Linked DNA regions of Homo sapiens: region 2 is linked to region 1. Evidence: read pairs that join two places in POLR2A ChIA-PET (ENCODE). Cell type or tissue: GM12878. All regions are shown on one strand. Links, peaks and the distances in the headings refer to the core of each region. The heading gives the core; the rest is flanking DNA. Region 1 has its middle 61 kb from the start of CAMK2D. Region 2 holds the start of LOC105377375 (a long non-coding RNA gene).

Evidence for each region. ChIA-PET counts read pairs that join two places held together with the same protein. Peaks named below come from ENCODE experiments on the same cell type or tissue, not always from the same donor. Only the 100,000 strongest peaks of a DNase experiment are listed, where the experiment ranks them.
Region 2: POLR2A ChIA-PET joins it to region 1 with 7 read pairs; 4 of 35 experiments call an interaction of 5 or more read pairs at or near these places.

What each region holds. Positions count from the first base shown.
Region 1 is chr4:113,818,812-113,826,476 of GRCh38, forward strand. No RefSeq gene overlaps it. Among named protein-coding and RNA genes, the nearest start is that of CAMK2D, 61 kb to the left of the region's middle. In GM12878, for the core only: no CTCF peak of the experiment used is centred there; DNase peaks (open chromatin) are centred at 3,920 and 4,600; H3K4me3 peaks cover 446 bases; H3K27ac peaks cover 2,907 bases.
Region 2 is chr4:113,870,206-113,877,870 of GRCh38, forward strand. LOC105377375 (a long non-coding RNA gene) reads left to right here and starts at 1,541. Exons shown (of 3, transcript XR_939087.3): 1 at 1,541-1,617; 2 at 3,378-3,488; 3 at 6,350-6,880. RefSeq lists an enhancer at 1-35. In GM12878, for the core only: no CTCF peak of the experiment used is centred there; no DNase peak of the experiment used is centred there.

The DNA of each region.
Region 1 (7,665 bases), core at 1,774-5,773:
GTGTTTGTCAGATTTGGCCTTCACTGTGTTGATGTACACAATGTACCTGATTTGTTGAGATTTTTTATTGTTTTTATCACCTTTTGTACCTAATTTGTTGAGAGTTTTTATCATGAAGAAATGTTGGATTTTATCAAATGCTTCCTAGCATCTATTGAAATGATATGTTTTTTGTTCTTCATTCTGTTTATGTGATATGTCTTGTTTATTGATTTGCATATGTTGAATCATCCTTGCATCTCTGGGATGAATCCCACTTGGTCATGGCGAGTGATCTTTTGAATGTGCTGTTGGATTCATTTTGCTAGTATTTTGTGGAGGATTTTTACATATATGTTCATCAGGGATATTGGCATATAGTTTTCTTTTTCTTTTTTTTTGTATTCTGTTCTTGTTTTGGTATCAGGATAACGCAGGCCTCACAGACTAAGTTTGGAAGATTTCTCTATTCAATTATTGAAATAGTTTGAGAATTGGTATTATTTCTTCATAAAATGTTTGGTTGAATTCAGCGATGAATCCATAAGGTCCTGGGCTTTTCTTTGATGAGATAATTTTTATTACTGATTCAATCTCCTAAACCATTATTGGTCTGTTCAGCTGTTCTATCTCTTCAAAGTTCAATTTTAAGAAATTAATGTTACAATACTATTAATAGCTATACTATAAGTAACATTATGTTCCATTTTCCAATCATGAAATAATTTTATGTAATATATTATTTGATCCTTAAATAATCCCATTGAAAAGTTAGCTAGCATTAGTATCATTTTGCCATTTTATAATGTGGAATCAGAAGGTTACTGATTTTAAATAAAGCCACTTGACTATTGAATGGTAGATCTAGGATATAAATTCAAGTATTCAGATTTTATTCTCATGCTTAACTACTATCCCTTCAGTGATAACTCAAGAGTGACCAGACATGGGTAGAGCCTGATGTCTTGCCAGATTGATAACAAATGATTGTGGAGCCCTACAGTTTTACAGACACTGTGCTAGACATTGGGGTGAGAACTGTGACCAAGAGAGATGAGATGTTTACCATCCTTAAGTTTATGAAATAGGAGAGAGAGTAAATACAAAGAACAAATTAATATATAGGATATTTATTGATTATGGTAATGCTATCTATGAAGAAAATTAACAGCATGGTAAGACAGAGAGTAACTGGGGGAAGCCATTTATGGTAGGATGATTAGGTGAGATGGTGATGTTGAAAGATGTGAGTAAAGGTGAGAATACAGTTAAAAGATGAGAATATGCTGCTACAGAAAAGGCCAGTGGAAGTGCATTCCAGCCTAAACCGAAACTAGAAAAACTTGGATATAGGAAAATAAATGTTGTCATATGGGACAGACAGTGAACTACTGTAGCTGGATTGTGAGGAGTGAGGAAGAGAGTGATTGAAAGTTGAAGAGGAAACAGAAGCCAAATTATGGAGTAAGTATAAAGGGAGAATTTTGGAAGGTCAGTCCAGTTCACGAAGGCAATCTTAACTGCATTCCAGACTCAATCCACAAGGGTAGACTCCTGGCAACCATGTTTGTATATAATCCCACTTCCTTGGCCAGAGTTCTCATGCAATAAAAATATATTGAACATCTGCTATGTGCACTGTGTAATAGGTGATCAAAACACATGCAGTTGCTGCCCTTGTGCAGTTTTAAAGTTCAATACACGTGTGCCCAGATCCAAGAATGGCCAGTTAGAACTTTTTTCTAGGAATTTGAAACTGGGAACTAGAGAGGGATTTGGTTTCTGTGTATCTGGAGCTATAACATGAACACTAGGAGCTGCTGGAAACCAAATTCTGCCACATCATCTGGGAAGTCCAGAAGTCCAGTCTGCAGAGACAGAAGAATGAAGGACACAGAAAGAGATAAAACTCTCATGATCCCTGTTGGCTTTACATTCATGGATTTTAGTCCTTCTAGAAGCTGTGTTGCATTCAGCAGCCTTGTTCTTTGAGATAACTTATAATCCTGTAATATAGTCCTCATATTTCTAATATGTTCTGAGCTATTTTGTGGTTTTCAGTAAAGTAAATTTAATGTATATTCTAGACCTAACTAGGGCAGGACAGGCTCAGGAAAAATTAGCTCTAGGGCTTAAGCATGACAAGATTTGAGAGTTAGGTGAATAATTTGTAATCCTAGAAGATAAAACAAGCAAGCAAACAAAAAAAAAAACCCACACACCTCTTCACGTGGTTATTAGAAATTTGGAGCATTGGGTGCGGGGAAACACCATTTAAAAAAATGGAAAAAGCACTCCATTGATGATGATTATGGTAGTGATGCTATAGATGATGAGAAGATGCCATGTACTAAGAACTAAATATTTGCCAGATAGGGAATAAATATAGTGTACTTCACTGAAGCATCTGTCAGTCTCTAAATTATCCCCTTCACAAACTCACAAACGCAGTAACAAGATGGACAGATTCCAGTGAGCCATGTTTAAACATGACCTCTCCCCTACATCCACATCTGATGGGAGTATTTATTTATTAAACAGATATTTATTGAGTACCTATCATATATGGAGTGGTGAACCAAACAGATAACATTTCTGCTTTTTTGGGGCTTTTGGCAAAGATAGGACGGTAAAGATAGAATGAGCTAAGGTACTATGCTTGATGCTTCCAGGTAGATTCACCCTAACCCTCCAAAGTAAGTAGTGGTATTCTTATTTTACAGAGAAGAAAGCTAAGCTCTCTTTCCCTAACCAGGGAAATTAAGTTGCTAATAACTAGAAAGTGAATAAAGGGCAAAGGCAGCTGTATCCTAACTCTGAGCCTTTCTGAAGTCTGTGATTATCCTAGTTGCACCATTTATGTCCCATAAGCAGGACACAGAAACATTTAGCTGTGATCTATGGGCTGGAAAGTGACAACTACTGCTGCTGCTAGGATAGGAAGCTTGGCGCTGGACACCTCAATGTACAGCTGGACTGGCAAAGCACTAAACATGTCCATCACCATGTTTGCTAGGAACGGCAAACTATGAAACCTAGAGATGGTCTCCTCCTCACTTCTGTCTTCCAAATTTTGCATAAGTACACCTTATTGTCAGCACCTAGTTTGCACTTAGAACACCAACTGCAAAGGAGTCTGGGGAAATGTAGCTTTCAGGTTTCCAGCCTCCGAATGAATGATAGCACACCAGGAGGAGGGGAGAAATTCTTAGCAACCCAGTGCTTAGTATTTGGCATCCCATTACATTAAGATGCCTTGAATATTTGCTTAGAAATGTGATATTTCATACTGGCAGGTTTGGACATGCAGGGGTTTGTCTGGTGTTGTTTGGGATTTTTCTAGGTTTTGAGTCACTCCACATGTTTTTGCCACACAATTAATTACTTGTACCATTTCAAATTAAAGGAGACTTTATAAAGAGATACCTATGTGCAGACTCAAGAGCGGACTGAAATACCTGGGAGTCAGAAGCCTAAAGTTTGTGTGTATATTTTTTTCCCTGCAGGTTCCCAATAACTGTGTGTCACCTTCAACAAGATCTCTAGCCTCTTTGGGTTTTTCAGCGTTTTCTCCACTGTAACAAGAATAATGGCTCTCGCCACTTCTCTGCCTCTAAGGGTGTTGTCAGAATTAATGAGACATCAGGGTGAAAAGCTTTCTACATTTTTTTCCCCTCAGAGAATGCTGGAAAAAAAAATAGAAGTAATATCTGTATTTTGTGAAGAACTTTTCTTTCTGCATGTCTTCATAACATTTAGAAAAGAGTTTACAGATTTTTTTTTTTTTGAGCAATGGCAATTACCATAGGTGTTACATATAATAAGGGAACTTTATCTGTCAAGAGAAACAAAGGAGAAACTAAAAACTTGAGTCAGAGAAAGTATGCTCCTGGCTTACTCTTTAATGGAATGAGTAGGAGGGCTGAGAAAATCACAAGTAAAATATTACTGTACAGAGAGCATCTGAAAGTAGGAGGAGAAACTACTTAATTAAAGTTGCCACCCTCAAAGTAGAAAAAGAAAAGTGATACTGACTGCTGACAAGTTGCTGAAATGCCTTAGATATACTGGAGAGAGAAGATGAAAGTTGGAGGTCAAAATCTTTGTGCTTTAGGGTTAAACTGCTCAGATCAATGATAATAATATCACTGATCATTATGTTCCATTGGAAGTTAAACTCTAACGAGTTAAAAATGTTCTCAACCATTTAATTAATTATTCAATGAATTGTTTGTTAACATAGGCAACAAGTACTATATCAATTCTCTCACTTCAGTGGAATGCAATACTCTGGATTCTGATGGGTGTTAATGCTGTCAAACATGCACATCTTAATAAGATTTATTCTTGGCCATCTGTAGATAATGACTTTCTAAATAAAGCTGTTCTTGGAGACAGAAAATATTCAACTCTGATATTTATAGTACTGTCCATATTTATAATCAAGTTGCTTTTTTGTTTAGAATCCTTTGTTTTAGGATGTTAAGCATTTTGGAAAATATTGTGGGGGCACATATAATTATTATTTCTTTAGGGTAAAGTACAGCTAAGCAAGGATAGGCCAAATGTCAAAGAGTGGTCCAGAAGTCAGACTGAGAGTTCAATTTCCTCACCCACTGACCGCACTCACTGAATGCCTCTGAAAAACCATGACTAATCACTTCTTCTTTTCAAGTATCTTATGAGGATATCTTTCTTAAAAGTATTTTATTCAGTTTCAAAAGATTTTTTATTACCTAATGCCTTTTCTCTAACTCAAAACAAATAGTACTTTTCAGTAATCGTTGCCCTTTTCACATCAATCCTTCTCCACATTGGTTGAACAATACTCTTTGGGAAAAAATAAACTGGATAGTACAACATATAGTAAGTTGAATATATAATATCTTCTTCTAATAGGTCTTCACATTTTTGCATCAAACTTGTTGTCTTAAATTCAACATCTTCTTTTGAGTAATAATACTTATGAATAACTTATGGAAAACATTGTTAAAGGTGAAAGTATCATAGAAACAAGAACTCCAGGGCATTTAAATATATCGCGAATGAGGCTTTATAAAGACTATGAATGCTAATTTGTATATCAAATATAAACAGGGTTACTAGTGAAAACAAGGTCCAAATAGGGTAATTCAAAATAGCATATTCATATCTTTTTAAACATCCCTCAGAAAACTATATTTGAAGCAATCAGGATAATCTACATATTTCTTACAAAAATACATTTGTTTTACAAAGAGCAAGATGAGCAATTAAAGTAAAACTATTAAGGATGTTGTAAGTGTCTGGGGCTAAGATTTCAGAATTAGAGTTTGGGATTAAGAAGCAATTTCTTGCATACTAAAGTTGTAAAGGTGTCAATATGAATGTGTGGCTTCCTTGAATAGTGCTCATGTATGCAGAGATCGGTGTTGATAATGCAACTATTATCATTTTTGTGATTTGGTTTGGAAAGGACAGGAAAGGATAATTGTATAAGAGAAGCAATGGTACAAATCAAATGAAAATTCAGATGATCAGCCAGGTCCAAGATGCATGGAGAATGAAGACAGAAACTTGTGAAAGTTTTTGTTTGTTTGTTTGTTTATTTTTAAAAGAGGGATTGATATCTGAGGAAGACCAAGTTACTGGAAGTCTTCAACTTGGAAGTCAAAGAATAAATAGGAAATATGTTTATAGAGAATGTTAGCTAAAATTTTCAGACATTTTAGTTTGCAGGGCATGACAAGATGGAGGGTAAAGCTGTAAGAGTGGGTAGTTGTGAAAGAAATGCAAAGGGAAATTATTGCATTAGTGATCTATTGCTGTGTTACAAATCACAAATTCAGTGGCTTAAGACGATATTAATTATCTCACAGTTTCTGTGAGTCATGAGTCCAGTTACTGCCTAGCTGGATTCTCTTCTTAGGGTCTTACAGTGCTGCAATTAATGTGTTGGCTGGAGTGTGTTCTCATTTGAGATTTGACTGTTGAGGAATCTATTTCCAAGCTCACTCGGATTACTGGAAGAATTTCCTTGCAGTTGTAGGATTGAGGGCTCTGGCCTCTTGTTGGTTGTGAGCTGAAACTGCCTTGAGCTCCTACAGTCAATTCTCATCATTTAGAAGCTATTCGCAGTTCCCAGAGGTCACCTGAAGTTCTTTGCCATATGAGCTTTCCCAACATGGTTTCTTACTTCATCAAACCAGCAAGGAGACATATGCTAGGGTGCCATCCCATCATCTTTGCCATAATCTGTTGGTTAGAAGTAAGTTACAGGCTCGCCCTGTGATTAAAGTTGGGGCGGGGGGTGGATTACACAAAGATGTGAATGCCAGAAAATGGGGATCATGAGTTCACCTTAGAAGCTGTACACCTCAACTGATAAGAGAAAAACTCTCAATATAGTATGACTCTGAAGTTTTCCAACTTAATAGAATGAACCAGTTTCATTCTATTTAGTAATGCAGGGCATTTAGTAAATGCAGGGCAATCACTAAAAAATAACAGAGTACAAAAGTTGACATAGCTGTCTAGTCTGAATCTAAGAAGAGCAGATTTTTATATTTGACTGGTGGAATAAGGCAGGAAACAGCATTTGCCACAGAAAACGAGAACTTAAACCAGGGCTCATGAAACTTGAAAGAATCAGCAGCCTCCACTGCAGAGGCTTCAGGGAAACTGTGGTTAGAACTAAAGAGCAGAGAGATTATTTTGTGAATAGGTTGATATGTGACACATGTTTTTTACCATGGCATGAGTTAGAAAAGCCAGTGGGAAAATGAGATGAAGGACAGCAGAGGGGAATGTAACTTGTAAATGTAAAAGTAGCTTGTGTTACATTTCCATCCATTTCCAGTTCATAAGCATTTTCCTCTATCCTTTCTGTTACTTGTTATATATGTGTCTCTTAAAAATAGCAGGCCTGATGTTTCTGAATCTTATGGCCCTTTAATTATTTGAAGACAAGTTTCACATCTTCTCTCTTTCAGAAAAGGTGTTGTGAGAAAGAGGCTTACTTTTAGTCCAGCATTAAAGGATTTTATATTTTTTATAAAGGATAAATTATTTTAAAAGTCTTAGACAAGGTCTGTCCCCTCCCTGCTGAGCCTGTGCAAACTCTCAGGAGATCCCAGTCACTCTCTCTCCTAATAAGACTTTCTGTCTTCTCTTTCCTAGTTCTTTCTCTCTCTTTCTCAAATTACAGTGTTGCTTTAGGAGGATTGAATATAGAAAGGGTTTGAGGCAAAGGTGGTAAGAAGGATTGTGATGGAGGAGGGAAAGCACAATATTCTCCTTTATTTGTTCCTCCATCTCAAACCTGAGCAGGAAAAACAAAACAAATAAACAAAGCAATGCCAAAACAAAAACCTTTTATTAAAGAGAAGATTACGGAAAGATACCTGTTCTGCATGGTTGGTACTGACAGCTACATCATGAGGGAAAATAATTGCTTTTAAGTCCTTTTCTCTCCCTTCCAAAAAAAGTATACTGGTTCTCAGAAATCCTTGTTAAATAGAGAAGAAAAAAATCGTCTGGTTAGTCAGACTTCAAGGTCAAAGGAGGTATGCCTGGGTGCAACATAAGGAGTTCATATACTGAATGACTCCTTTTAAAATTAGTCTCATTCAAAGTAGCAATTTTCACATAATCATTTGATTAAGTGCTTCAAATAACAAAAATTGGAATGGAATCAACTTCTTAGAA
Region 2 (7,665 bases), core at 1,280-5,279, 51 kb after region 1:
AGTCAATTGAAACTCAGGTATTTATTTATAGCATTGTGAAAACAGACTAACATAGGCTGGTTGTGTGACTCATTTTGACCAGTGGACTGTGTTGAAGTGATATTGGTTGACGCCTGGACCTAGATCTTTTTTTTTTTTTTAATTTACCAAGTTTTTTTTTTTTTCTTTTTTTTTTCTTTTTTTTCTTTTATTATTATACTTTAAGTTTTAGGGTACATGTGCACATTGTGCAGGTTAGTTACATATGTATACATGTGCCATGCTGGTGTGCTGCACCCACTAACTCGTCATCTAGCATTAGGTATATCTCCCAATGCTATCCCTCCCCCCTCCCCCCACCCCACAACAGTCCCCAGAGTGTGATGTTCCCCTTCCTGTGTCCATGTGATCTCATTGTTCAATTCCCGCCTATGAGTGAGAATATGCGGTGTTTGGTTTTTAGAGACTTTGCAGCTTCCGTTTGTCACTCTCTTAGAAGCCACCCATCATGTAAAGAATTCCAGCTACTGGCTAGAAAAAAGTCCATGGGGACAGAGACAAAAATCTTGGAGGAAGAAAGATCATAAAGTAGAGAGGTCCAGACAACTCCCAGTTATTCTAGCCATCCCAGTTGAATGGCAGATTTATAGATGAAGCCGTCTTAGATCCTCTGGCCTTTCCTAGTGAAATGTATGCAAATGAAAGAATTGTTTGCTATTTTCTTCTTTTATAAAGCCATTGATGATGAAATAAAACGAAATTCTGCCAAAATAGATGTCAAGAGGCTTATTCTGAGCCAGTATGAGTGACCATGGCCTGGGGTTATACAACCTCAAGGGGTCCTGGGAAAGTGTATCTGAGGTAGTCAGGTTATAGTTTGGATTTATATGTGGAAGATTCTGCAGGGTGAGGTGGGACATCTCAGTGTGGAGTTGGGGGTTGTGTAGTGGGCAACTTGTAAGTCATAGGTGGGTTTTAGGGATTCTTTAGTTGACAGTTGATTGAGAGAGTTAAACTATTGTCCAAAGACTTGGATTCGGTAGAAAGGAATGCTTGAGTTAAGGTTTTTCTTATGTAGATAAAGCCTCTCAGGTAGCAGCCCTGGGTGAGAATAGATGGGAAATATCTCTTTTCAAGCCTTAAAGGTGTAAGACTCACAGTTAATCTCTCCTAGATCCAGGAAAGGCCTAGAAAGGATAGACCTGCCTGCATTAATGGAGATTCTCTACAGATGCAAATTTCTCCCACAAAATATGACTTTGCAGGGCCATTTCAATTTGTTGGCCCTGTGGTAGTTATTTCTAAATACATCAAATAAAAGTATTTTGGGATGAAATATTTTGATTTCCTTCAGGATTTGCTATCTATCATGTGATGCTACACCAGAGTCAGGTTGGAAAGCAAGCCACATTATATGTGATTAATAATAAACATCTAATGAGATTTTGTGATTTGTAGGGCAATACCTTCTAGGCCCCTTAGATGGGAATTTTGGCAAGAGAAGAAAAGGTCAGATTTTAGTCCTCACCATTAAGTATTGTGGTGTTTTGTTATACAATAGGAGGTAACTGAAATGTTGTGTGAACCAGATCTGGCTAATGAGGAGAGGAGCTTCTGAGGCACAGAGCTGATGGGCAGGTACCTTTTTTTCTTTTTGCTCCTTTCTTTTTCTCCTTCCTGAAACAGGATTGTTGCAAATGCAGCAGCAATTTTATGATCAAGAAATGAAAAGCACGAGGATGAAGACCTATAAGTTAAGGATAGTGGAGAAGAGAGAGAGAGAGAGAGCCAGAGCCAATGCTAATGACATTGCTAATGACATCCCTGAACTACCATGCTTTCCTCACTTCTGTCTATCCATAGAATTCTTGTAGTTGAATAAGCACTTAAATGTTTGCATGTTAAATTTTTCTATTACGGTTGTTGTTCCTTGCCCTTGAATGTAATTTAAATGGACTCAGCAGATTTTAAAATTTTCATTAGAATTTTAAGACTTTACAAAATTTATGACATAATTGTATATAGCAGATTCAGGTTACAAATATAATGGTACTAACAGTAAGAAAAGTATCCATTTCTGTCTGTCTATTTTATAATCTACTGGAGATAGAATAGGATGGGATACTACTCCTTTTTCATGTAGTTTTTTTTTTTCTTCTTCTTCTCTTCACAAAACCCGCACCACTATCTCACTGATGCTATGCCCACTAACCCCAGGCTTTAGTCACACATAGGAAATAGCTGCCATTCTGTGCTTTCATAATGGTTAACCATGCCTTTCACTTAAAGAATTCCAGAAATTGGCTTTAGGAGAACTAAACATTGAATGAATCTTGTGAAGTGTCCCACCTTGGGAAGGAATGCTGAACAATTGATGTATAGCCTTATTGCTGCTGGCCAGACCACCAGGTAGCCCATTACTCAAGAAAACCATAGCAACAAGATGCGCTGACCTGCATACCCTACTTCTCATGTGCTTTGCCCAGCTCAGCCTGCATACTTTACCCCTGATGTCAATTCCTGTGCTTTGCTTAATAAAAATAAAAAAATACCTCTTGCAGATTTTAGGCTTTTTCAGAGAGCCAGCCAGAGGATCCTTCCACCTCACCTCTGCTGTCTCCCTTTTGCTCAACCACAAGTCCCAAAATAAAAATCTTGTCTGGGAAATCTGCTTGGCCCTGTGTTAACTTCTGTTACATGGGAGCCAAAGAGCCTGTGGTCTGTAACAGGTTCTCTGGCAACCATGACGGGATTATAGGACGTGGTGAGCATTTTTCTCCAAGGAGGAGGCTTGTGAGCCAGCATGATGGCGGGGTGTGCCTGCCTCCTTCATGGGTGACAGGTGGTCACCTGAATCTTTGATTCAGCATTGCCACAACTGGTGAGTTTTCTTCTTGCCTCCCCGAGACTGCCAGACAATGCTTCTCTCTTCTCCTGTCCCCTATTTGTTGTGTCTTTTTCCTTCCTCTTTCCTCCTACTTTTCCTTCACTTTTCATTAACTTCATCAGCTCAAATTGAATAGACACCTGTGCAGGACAGATTGCAATGGCTGATTGGTTCAGCTGGTAGGACTGTCATCTTTAAGTCTGCTAAGCGCTTTTCCTCCCTTTCCCACACCTACGGGGAAGGGAAGCCTGTGGGCTTTTCTGTTGTCTATCTTTTCGGGCATATTATCCTATGGACTGTGGGTGCTGCCTTTTGAGGGGAGAATTGACAGCACATGGTTCCAGAGTTTGAGCTACTGACTTCCTAATCCATTTTTCCCTGTTTGATTTGACAACATATTCCCCTATGCCTCCTGTTGGGTGGCATCTTGTAAAAAGTGAGAGACTTTTGCCTATGATTCCATAAAACAGAAAAAGATGTGCTTTTTTTTTTTTTTTTTTTTTTTTTGTAGCATGGCTTGGCCCCCACAGCTATGGCACAGGGAGCAGGGTCATCAAAATCCACTCTGCTCTTCCAGAAGCTGCAGAGAGAGGGAACCCTAAAACCTGACATGCCAGAAAAGGTAAACATTTCTTACCAGCCAGACTCCTGGCCTCTCTGTGTAAACCAGTTGATGAAATGTGAAAATCACTGTTTGTCTCCCCTGCAAGGTTTTGATTAATGGGAAAAGGGATTTGTGAGACTAGTCTTCAGCTGTAGCAAATCTTGTGTACTTTGAGCTATATAAATTTGTCTTTCTGTGTTGTTCTGTCATAAAGTGTGGCCCCATAGGATAAAATACGAGCCTAGGCCCTCTGTAAGCCTTCTGTTGCAAGCCAGCCCTGCAGACTGGTCAGCTACAAACTTTGCTGTTGGTCCCTTAAAAAAAAGCCAGATGAGGTTTCCCTCTCATCTTGTTTTACGTCCTTGGGAGCTTGACCTTGTGACCATGTGGGGGTACCTCTCCTGGTCTCTACCATCTGGAGGGCTGGAATTTTCAGGTTCATGTCAGGCAGCTAGCCTGAAAGGACTTGGAGTCTGAGCTGCATCAGCACACTCTTTGTCCTGAATGTGTCATGCCCTTGGGTGAGTTTTGTCTTAAATGGTCCCATTTCTATGTGGCTTTAGTTGTCTTTTGCTGTCTTAGGTCATTTCTGAGAATGAATTCTTGGGAACCATGTAGATGCCTCCTTTACTCCCTCTAGATATACCTTTTGCTTATATAGTAAAAACCTCTAAAATTACTATCTGAACTTCAAAAGGCTTTTGGATTCACTCACTATTGGAACTAAGTACACCATCAACAGAAAAAAAGGACTTCAGAGATCTCTTATTCTCAACAATTAAAGAAAAAATGGTTTAAAATAAAAGAAGGACGTGTAATAATGTCATAGCTAGCCTTTAAAATGATCTTGAGCATCCTGGTCAACAGAGTGAAATGCAAAATTTTTTAGAAAGTAAAAAGTTATATTGAGCAGTTAAAAATATTTTGCAACCTAAAACATGACTGCTCTAGGCTCCTTCTGGGAAGAGCAGTGGCAACTGCCATATGCTGTAGCTCAGTAGCTATAGACCTTGCCCTTTCATGAGGTGTGTGGCCTTGGTTCAATTCTCAGCTTAAGGAATAGGTTCTTTTTGTTTTGATAATTATGTAACCTTTAATACTTATTGATTCTTTTCTCCTCCATGAACAGCTTCTGAATTTGTCTCTTGAATTTTTCTTTCTCTGAGTTATCTTTGGGGCAATTCTAGCTCTTGTAAAAACCACTTGCCATCTTTTTGGAGACAACCTGTGATTCTGTGGTTAAGTCATAACCTTACTTAAGGCTTATTGGTTTCACTCAGGAAAATACCTTTAGGAAAACAAAAGGCTTAAAAGCTAGAGGTGTCAGCTGTTTGTCCCAGCCAAAGTCTCGTAATAAAAGATTTAAAAGAATTTTTAAATAAAAGAGCTCTATGCTTAGAAGTGAGCTTAATTAAAAGGGGATATCAAAGCTATATGCATACTTAAAAGGCCGTTATGTTTTTTCTCTTCTTGGATCTTGTTTTTTGAATATATATTATATATATATTATATATATATTTTTTCTTCTCAGTTGACTGAATTGTTTCTCCATTTACTTTTGTCTGTCCTCTTGCTACCCTCAAGTTCACATGAGAGGACCTAAGGTAATTTCTGACAGCCTTGGGAAAAACAGAGGAGGTCTCACAGGCCCTGTTTTGGGAGAAATCTGTTTTCCTCATGGAACCCAAATAATTCTAAGTGGACAGATCCCTCTCAAAACCTAAGGCTCTGCTGTGTTTTGCACTGCATTGTGTTACCCGACCTCTTTGACTTTTGTGGGCATCAGAAATTACTTTGCATTATTTAAAAAAAAACCTTAATTTGTAATAGCTAAATAAGAGATATACTTTTAAAAATGTCTAATGGCAATTGTTTATAGTGAGTAGCTACTACTACAAGCCGGTACTCCTTTCTTTGTGCATTTAGATAAGAAAAACATGCTCTTGAGCACCTAGAAGGTATAGAATGGGGGATGGGCTGATTACAGAGTGGGCTGATTGCAGTTGGGTTGCCCACCAGCCTTGGAGAAATGTCCTTGCAATGAAATACACTGTGAAAGTGTTGCAATGTCCCATCCCATAGTATGTGTCTCTTTTTTGGGACCCAAGATTCAGTGTAAAAATGGGATTCTTGACAACTCTCCATGCGTAAGAGTATCTGCTTTTCCTGGCGATCTCACATGAACTTTTACTCAAACCATATTTTCTTGGTTTGATTAAAATATAAATTCTCTATCTTATTTCACCTAAGAGTTGTCCCTTTAGATATACAAATTAGACTTGCCTCGCTGACAATTGCTTAGGACAGGGAACAGGTAGTCAACAGACTAATCGCCTAAAATGGAAAACAAAAGATTTTTCTTTACCTTTTAAATAACTATAGAAAAAAGAGAGAGGAGGAAATAAATTCAACTGGCCTCATGCTGTCTTTATTGGGTCTTATTGTTTGGAAAGCTGAGTCTCCCCTCTATCAATGAGTACAGGTTTTTGGCTTAAAAAATTTTTAGAGTTATCACTTTGGCTAAATAAATGGCTTATAGTAGCCTGGGATTCTGTTCTGTGTTATCAAGTGTTTTAAACCTTTTGATATCTGACAAACTTTTCAAGATCAAATTAAGCATTGGGTACTTTTAGGTCCAAAAGAGATATTTTTGGCTCATTTGGTATATTAAACCCATATAAGAAACATTGTTAAATAAAAAATGTTGTTTAACCTTCATTAGATTATATTCCTATAAATGTGTTAATATGTATTTGAAAATTATATGAGATTCCTATAATTCTGATATGCCTCACTATATGTTATTAATAATTGTGATTGTTATGTTAAATTATTGTGTGCCACAGAGATTACCAGATTTCTTTTTTTTTTTTTTTTAGATGGAGTTTTGCTCTTGTTGCCCAAGCTGGAGTGCAATAGCGCAATCTCGGCTCACTGCAACCTCTGTCTCCCAGGTTCAAGTGATTCTCGTGCCTCAGCCTTCCAAGTAGCTGGGGTTGCAGGCATGCACCACCACACCCCACTAATTTTTGTATTTTTAGTAGAGATGGGGTTTCACCATGTTGGCCAGGCTGGTCTCAAACTCCTGACTTCAGGTGATCCGTCTGCCTCAGCCTTCCAAAGTGCTGGGATTACAGGCGTGTGCCACCACGCCCGGCCTGATTACCAGATTTTCTTGTTGATTGTGTCATTAGTCATGGCTATCCTAAGACTTTTGCCATCCACAGACAATTGTTATCTTGTTTTGATTCTTTTCAAAAGGCAGTTTATAATCAGCTATAGAACTCTGACAGGTGTTCTTGAAAGCAAGTCTCTGATAACTTTGGAGATTGGACTATTAGAATAGAGGAAAAAACTTCTAAGACTTTCCTGGAGATGTTACATGTTAATAAATATTGAGTGGAACAAGAGTTAATTGCATGGACTAAACTAATAGAAAATCGAAATAATCTTTTTATAAATTTCCTGAAATTCTGCTGATCCTTTTTGTTTTGGTTTTCAGAGTCAAGAAAACTTTTTTCCTGTTGAACTAGTTATATCTTTTAACAATTAACTACTATATATTCCTATAAGCAAATTTGGAGCATGTTTCTTTCTACCTGATTTCTTTAGAATTTGGAAACTATTTGTGACTATTCTTAACTTATGGCAATATAGTTATTTGCATAAGTTCAATAAGAATCTGTTTTCTTTTGTAACAGAACACAAGTGGGGACACTGGCTATTTTACCAGGCTTTTGACTGAAATGGCATGCTTCCAACTGCTTTAAAAATTTGAGGTTGACTTATAAAGCCGATAAAAAGCCCCTTGGAGAAACTGGCCTCATACCTTGTCTATGCAGTCCCTGTATAGAGTAAAAAATGTCACTTTCTAACAGGTTCTGGAACTCCAAGTTGTATTGGGACCTTAAGAGGGGAGGAATTCACACAATTCATACAAGTATTTATAGGGACAGATAAATCAGTGGCTAGGTTCAAGGCTTTAAAAAGTCTAAGCTAAGGTTCCTTACAGAACAAAGTTCCCGCAAAATAAAAAATATATATATATGAGAGTCTATACGACAAATAATTATTCTTGCTGCACTTTATGCAAATAATCAGGCCAAGTATAATAAGACTAAAACTTAATTGCAAACAAATCAGTACTACCATGATTTGTCTTTGATAAAAGTGAAACTGGAGACAAAAAGACCAT